Linked DNA regions of Mus musculus: regions 1 and 3 are each linked to region 2. A link is a loop called in an ENCODE intact Hi-C map of the cell type or tissue named here. Cell type or tissue: heart. All regions are shown on one strand. Region 1 overlaps Ifngas1 (Ifng antisense RNA 1). Region 2 holds the start of Ifng (interferon gamma). Region 3 overlaps Ifngas1 (Ifng antisense RNA 1).

Evidence for each region. A loop is a pair of places that touch in the nucleus more often than their neighbours do. Peaks named below come from ENCODE experiments on the same cell type or tissue, not always from the same donor. Only the 100,000 strongest peaks of a DNase experiment are listed, where the experiment ranks them.
Region 1: a loop joins it to region 2, with 5 times the contacts of the local background. A loop is called at or near these places in 7 of 42 quality-filtered maps.
Region 3: it touches region 2 in a loop (2.0-fold over the local background); 7 of 42 quality-filtered maps call a loop at or near these places.

Annotation. Positions count from the first base shown.
Region 1 is chr10:118,545,210-118,547,709 of GRCm38, reverse strand. The region is part of intron 1 of Ifngas1 (Ifng antisense RNA 1); the gene reads left to right. Among named protein-coding and RNA genes, the nearest start is that of Ifngas1, 10 kb to the left of the region's middle. In heart, a CTCF peak has its summit at 1,514 (motif pointing right); no DNase peak of the experiment used is centred here.
Region 2 is chr10:118,440,741-118,443,240 of GRCm38, reverse strand. It overlaps Ifng (interferon gamma), which reads right to left and starts at 2,195. Exons shown (of 4, transcript NM_008337.4): 1 at 1,976-2,195; 2 at 716-781; 3 at 446-628. The coding sequence starts at 2,086. In heart, a CTCF peak has its summit at 1,155 (motif pointing left); no DNase peak of the experiment used is centred here.
Region 3 is chr10:118,533,714-118,536,213 of GRCm38, reverse strand. All of the region lies in intron 1 of Ifngas1 (Ifng antisense RNA 1), which reads left to right. Among named protein-coding and RNA genes, the nearest start is that of Ifngas1, 22 kb to the left of the region's middle. In heart, no CTCF peak of the experiment used is centred here; no DNase peak of the experiment used is centred here.

The sequences.
Region 1 (2,500 bases), 100 kb before region 2:
GGAGGTAGAACTCTCAGCTCCCCCAGGGCCACGTCTGCCTGGATGCTGCCATGTTACCATCTTGATACTAATGGACTGAACCTCTAAACCAATTAAATGCTGTCCCTTAAAAGAGTTGCCTTGGTCATGGTGTCTGTTTAACTAAGACAATGATCAGCAAGCACCACCACTTTAGCCAAGTATTCAGCATCAACATCCCCCAAAATAAAAAGAAATCAAGAAAATGGACCTCTCGATAGGACACTCTGAGAAGTCCACAGTATGACTTCTGCACACAGTATGTGCACAGGCTACATTTAGTCACTTCTAATTTATTCAGTATCTACATCCTGGACTATACAATGGGCATTGTTATGACAACCACCATACGGAGATGATTCCATAAGGGGCATATGTAGTTAATAGGATGGTTTTAATGGTAGCTTTCCCATACGTGAAAACCACATTGGAATTACGACATGTGGGATTAACCTCACATTTCAGATTGGAGGAAGAGTCCCTAGATATTCTTTGCACTGATTTAATTTTCAAAGATCACAGATTTGTTGAGGAAAAAAATGGGAAAACTTCCCAAGAGTAGAAGGGCTTCCAAGAAAGAAGAACTTCCCCCCACCCTTTACTATCTCTGCAAATGTTTGTTAGTCTGAAACTACTTCAAGATAGAAAGTTAATAAAAAGACTGAAAAACAGGGTTGGGGAGGAATTGAAAACCTTTTTGGGCACAGTCACAAATTTTTATTTTAAAAGGACAACTTAGCATCTGTCAGTAGAAGAAAAATAGTTCTCTAAATAAGAGATTAAGTATGTCCTGTTTATGAAAATCTTTAAAAATACTCATAATGACGTATCTATTGCATAAATTCTCCCCCAGATCAATATGTTCCCTTTCTGACTCATTGACTTAATTTCCAAATTATTGCTCATATTGTCAAAGGATATGATCTAAAAATGATACAGAGCTTGGCAACTGAACTGAGTGACCACTTATCCCAGGGAATTTGGAGCATCTTGGATGCTAATTATGATGAATGTTGCCCTAATTTTTATAAGCACATGGCCTTACATGTTTATTACTGAGCCAACTAAATGCCAAGAATAGAAAGCAAGAGAAAAACAATCCCCTTCCTCCATTTAAGCATCCCAAGTGACCAGAGTGTGTGTCTTTAGCCTGGTGTGGCAAAGTCACATAACTAACTCAGAATACTCATGTGCACTAACAAATGCGACCCAGTGGGTTCATCTCCAATGTCTCCTCTTAGGATTATACTTGACCTTACTGCCTTTTCAGTGGAGTCCACCAGGGATGGGTTGTCTTTGTTTTTAGTCCGGGAATGCTTGATCCTGAAAGTCTTGCCTAAGAAGACACAAGGAGGAAGAGAGTCAACACACATACCCATTATGGCAGAGAAACACACAGAGGGGTGACTTTATTTAATTTTTTAGTGAAATGTTTTACTTTGGCCTCTCAAGGGAAAAAAAAAATACAACAGATCTCCTGATATCACCACCAGAGGGCAGGAAACGTTAAGAAATGGGGCAAAGGAAACCCACTTGTCTAAGAGCACATTTGTTGTAGTGTGCAATCTTAGACACCCATCTCAGGGAATGGGCTCATGCAGAAATCAAATAAGATCCTTGTAATGAGGACAGGAAGGAGTAAGGATGGGAGAACTATATTTTTTATACCAGTAAAATCCTCCACTATGATCTCACTGTTACTACTCACTTTTATACACTTGTTAATTACTATATCGATTCAAACATTTAAGGATATTGGCCCTGTTAAATTGAGCTCATCCCCTGAGTGATACATGGAGGTAGTATTGTCTGGCGGGGCACTCTTGCCTGGAAAAGGAAGAATGGACTGAATGAGCTGCTCCAGCATCAAAGTGGCCACAATCTTGGGTTTGATTCACATATGGGTCACTGAATGTCTCTGAAATCAGGGACACGGGTCTCTCCCTGGATGGCACAAAGGCTTTGGTGGGTCCCAAGGATTGTGATGGAAGAGGTCACACTTGCAGGTCCAGGCCTACACTGAGACACTGAGGCCAAATGCATGTTCTAGTGGTGTTGGACCAATGTTGTGTGTGTGTGTGTGTGTGTGTGTGTGTGTGTGTGTGTGTGTCTGTGTCTGTGTTTGAGTGTGTCTGAGTATGGGTATGTATGGGTGTGTGTGTGTGTGTGTGTGTGTGTGTGTGTTTGTGATTGTGTTTGAGTGTGTCTGAGTATGGGTATGTATGGGTGTGTGTGTGTGTGTGTGTTTGTGATTGTGTTTGAGTGTGTCTGAGTATGGGTATGTATGGGTGTGTGTGTGTGTGTGTGTGTGTGTGAGTGTGAATGTGTGAGTGTGTGTGAGAGAGAGTATGTGTAACTGTGAGTGTGTGTGTGAATGTGTGTGTCAGTGTGTATCTGTGTGTGTGTGTGAGTATGTGGATGTGTATATGTGATTTTGAATGTATGTGAGTGTATGTGAGTGTGGGTATGTATGAGTGTGTGT
Region 2 (2,500 bases):
CACCCCAGCCAGTCGTGTGAGTCATCTGTAGTCAGCGTTCCTCCTTGTGGCCTAACTAGGAGGAGGAGGAGGAGGAGGATACAAGTCTTCTCACTCCCTCCTACCCACTGCTCTTTCCACTAACACACAACCTCCCAGCCTAAGCAAGAGTTTCCATCACACACCCAGGGGGGACCACAAGAGCTCTGCTCAATGCTCCCCTATTCTGCCTCCTCCTCAGTGCATTTACCCAGCATGTGGGCAATAGTTTGATTGTCTGTGTTTTTCCAAAATTGACACACACACAAAAAAAAGTCCTCCCAATCTGTCTGCAGTGGGGAAACATGAGATCCTGCTTCACCTCCTAGCTTTATCAGCTGATGAGTAGTTAGTTTCTACCGCTTGATAATTAGAGACAATGAAAAATAAAAAGCCAACAATACAGCAACTTGCAATGCCGTCTCACCTCAAACTTGGCAATACTCATGAATGCATCCTTTTTCGCCTTGCTGTTGCTGAAGAAGGTAGTAATCAGGTGTGATTCAATGACGCTTATGTTGTTGCTGATGGCCTGATTGTCTTTCAAGACTTCAAAGAGTCTGAGGTAGAAAGAGATAATCTGGCTCTGCAGGATTTTCATGTCACCATCCTTGGGAAATAACACAAAGGGAGGATTTTAAGAAATGACCCATTAGAAACAACAGGGAAACTGGGAGAGGAGAAATATTCAACTCACCTTTTGCCAGTTCCTCCAGATATCCAAGAAGAGACTCTTTTCTTCCACATCTATGCCACTTGAGTTCTGAGGAAAAGAGAAAAAAAATTGATTTGTAATTATTTCACCAATTGCCCTGAAAATATCTATCAAGTTTTGTTGAATTCAGTGCTGATAATGGTCACAGGTTTCCTTCTGGGCCCTTCCACTTACTTCTAACAACAAGTATCCCCTAAAAGACTGCATGTAGCCAAACACTGTTACTGTTACATTCTTTTAGCTGCAGGATGTACTGGCCCAGTCTTGAAACTGCAAGGCCACAAATAAACTCAACAAAGCTGACGAGGTTTCAAGTACCCTCAAGTAACCATAGTGAGCTAAAAAGAAACTTACTCTCAAATTAAGAAAGGGAGAGAGAAAATCATTAGAATCATCCCACTGTGCACACTGCCCCCTTATGGTCCAGGCCTCTGAAACATCAGTCTGTGCTGTAATAGGGCTTCATTGCTACTTTAAAAAATAGCTCCAAACACATACGGGAGGCAGCTTGATTTACACTGTGAGGAGAGGATTGACCGTAGATGCTTGAACATTATGCTAATAGCTATATGTATACTAGTATATACATTTGGGACAAATTATAAAATTCTAAGGATATAAAATTTGCTTCTGTTAACCATTAATTTAAAAAAAAAATCACAAAAGAGAAAATCCTGAAAACTCTGAGAAATATAGAGTCTCATTAAACCTCACCAAGCGGCTGGCTTTGATTCGATTGTAGTAGAATTTCAAAATTACTCCTCAGGGTAAAACAACTTCGGGGGAGGGGGGCATTTCTTAAACAGAAACATTAAGAACTTTGCCTCCCATTACTTTAAGTGATAAGCTGTTTCCCTGCGTAGTTTTGGTGGTAATATCCATCTCTCACTATCACTTTCAAGACGTCTGAAGGAATAAGAACCATTGAGGTAAGGATATTTTTTATCACAACTAAATGATAAGAAATCACAAAATCATCAGCATCTTTGTACCTTGGACCTATACTATGCCTATCTTTGGGAAGATTGGTAATTGCCCTCTAACTCCGTAGTAAGTTGGACAGAGGGTTAAATCGATATTGAGATCATTAAGTCAATAAACACCTCTCCAGCAAATAGCAACGTAGCACCCCATCTTCTCAAAATGACTGGGGACCAGAGACGGCAGCCTGGCGCTCACCGTAGCAAGTCAACATCAACCACGGTCAACCAACCACAAGCATTATTAAGAATTCATACTTACAAAATAGTTATTCAGACTTTCTAGGCTTTCAATGACTGTGCCGTGGCAGTAACAGCCAGAAACAGCCATGAGGAAGAGCTGCAAAGCCAAGATGCAGTGTGTAGCGTTCATTGTCTCAGAGCTAGGCCGCAGGAGGAGAAGCCCAGAACTTCTGTCTCAAGTCAGAGGGTCCAAAGGATCAGCTGATGTGTCTTCTCTAGGTCAGCCGATGGCAGCTATAGCCTGCACCTCTCTGGCTTCCAGTTTTATACCTGATCGAAGGCTCCTCGGGATTACGTATTTTCACAAGTTTTTTTTTGGTTTTTTTTTTTTTTTAAGATGGTGACAGATAGGTGGGGGGAGCTAAGTTACTTTGCATTACAGCTATGGTTTTGTGGCATGTTAGAGTTTCCTTTCGACTCCTTGGGCTCTCTGACGATGAGACAGCCCCGCTGTGCCCACCTGTGCCATTCTTGTGGGATTCTCTGAAAGCACTTTTACTTCACACCATTTGGGGTGGGGGCTGGAAATTGCTTTTACGTCTCC
Region 3 (2,500 bases), 93 kb before region 2:
CCTGGGATGTATACTGAGACGATTCTCTAGCTAGTTCAAGCTCCAAATGCCACCCTTATGCTTATTTTATGCAGTAAACTTCAGACGTGTTGGAGCCTTGATTTTGCTCATCTATAACCTGCATCGTTTCCATTTAATGGGCAAACTCGTATGGAGAAGAGTGATCCTAGCAGGCAAGGATGGAGAGAAGAGCTGGACCACATCACACCGAGACTCGGGCTCATTGGTAGTGGTTCCTTCCCTGATAGTACTAAAGAATCAAATGAGAGGCTCCAAAGGGATCTTCGCTGGCCTGGCTTGTGGTTAAGAGAGGCAGCCCACCTTATGAGAGCCGAGAACCACTGCTGCTTAGCCTGCTAAGCCTACAAAGCTAGAATGTCTCATAGAGAATGATAGAGTTTGAGTGGAGGACACAACAGCTTCCTAAACCCTCTGCCCCTGGTAGCAGTGTGAGAGGCCAATCCGTATGCCCTGACATCAAACTCTTCTGTCTACTTTATTTCTGGTCTCTAGACTGAAAGCTCGGGTTGTTTTGGTTTTGTTTCTTGCTAAGTTTTTTACTCTACATGTCAAGTGTCAGTTTAACTGAGGACCTAAAAATAGCGATGTGTTTCATAAAGACAGTTTTATATGAGTGCAAATGTGTTTTGACTACATTTACCCTCCCCTACACTCAAACACACACATACACACACACACACGCACACACACACACACACACACACACACACCATCGACTGTCTCTATTCATTCTCTCCAACACTCTTGTTTCCATCTTCGTGATAAGGACCTGATAAATTGGCTAGTAAGGGAAGCCGCTTTCATTCTCCTGCCACGACTGGATGGATGGGTTTGTCAATAACGCATCCTTATGCTTTGACCCACACACAATGGGCCTTCCCAATCCCACCAGCATTCTTGAGTTACTCTAAGTTCGGTACCGTGAGAGTCGTGTATGAAGGGAAGGGTGTGAGTAGATTAGACACAACAGAGAAGTGGCAATTGAAGATGAGAAAGGACCAGGGAGATACTTGTTGCACATAATTTTAAAGACATGCTTGCTCCAGCTAGGCTCTGGGACTAGCCGCTGCTCACCGGCCATCTAGTCAGCCACCATGGCTAGCTAGTGCTTTCCCAAGATCCCCTGCTATGCTCTGAGTACCACTGCTGCCTGTACTCCCAAGAGCTCTGCCCATTCCTCCTTGCCAGGTGCTGCAATGGCCATCTCACCTAGCTCCCTTTAGCCCTGTGAAAGGAAACCACTAGAGGCTTTTATATTTTGGAACTGACTAGACAACTCAAAGGCTGGGTGAAAATATCCTGCCTTATCCTCCTTGACCTCCCCTCATGGCAGAGGCCACAAACTATCAGTCCCCAAGAGTTGCATGTCTGCTCTCTGCTCCACAGTCTGATCCAAACTCCCTGCATCCCTATCTCTTCCTGTCCAGCCTGGAAGTCCTGCCTTATGCTTCACCCAGCCACTGGTTTCTGCCGTCTTTATTGACCTAATCAACAATGAGGCAACCTTCCCTTCCCTTCTCTTACAGCTACTGCCTACAGTTCTCCTTTTACCAGAGGGAGAAGAATAAAGGGGAGTTTGTATAGTTTCGTTTCTCCTAAGGAGATTTCATGGGGAATCATGTCAAAATTGCTGGTCCCACCTGCGTTAATGGAATGGAGACCCTGCACAGGTCCAGCTGCTCTGGTTCTGTGAACTCGGATTCAGCTAATGTAACTGATGTACATTTAGATACCACTGAGCATACCTGCTGCCATCTTGTCGTATGCATAAAATAGCCCAAGCATGGGGGCCTTTCCAGTAAAGAAAGACAATCAGGATGCGCAGAGGGTGGGGAGGGCTCTGTCATCAAACACAGAAGGAAAAGCAGCCTGCGTTGCCTATAAACAACAAGAGCTTTGCTCTTTCTGTGGTATCTGGGGTTTTGGTTTCTTCAGAGCTCTCTTGGGGGAAAGGAAGGAACTATGAACGGCCAAGCAGACAAACTAGATGAAAACAAGATGCAAAGAAACTATGGAAGGAGAAAACTTGAATGGCGCGGCCTCCTCAATGCAGGTGTGAGCGCTCCCACCACCGTGGTGCCTGGGATTGACTCAGAGCCTGTGGATGGCTGAACAGGAGACTGTGGTCCTAGTCTATAAGACTCAGTAGTGGCAACACTTCTGCCCAGGAAAGATTTTGGGTAGTGTAACCATGACAGGGGCTACCTCCTTTTCTACCAGCATCTGCTTCTCGAAGCTAAAAGGCCCCCTCCCGATGTGTATTTTGTTGTTTTTTTTATTAGTTCTTTGACAGTTTCAGTGTCATAGTCGATCATATTCAACCCCCTTATCCAACTCCTTTAGGGCTGAGCATTTTATAGTCCCCATTATCTGTGCTTTGGGCATTTGTGGGTCACTGTGTTACTCACGACGTATACAAGGAGAAGCTCTTCAGATGAGGGCTGATCAAGACTTATTGATCTATGGGTTTAATAAGAAG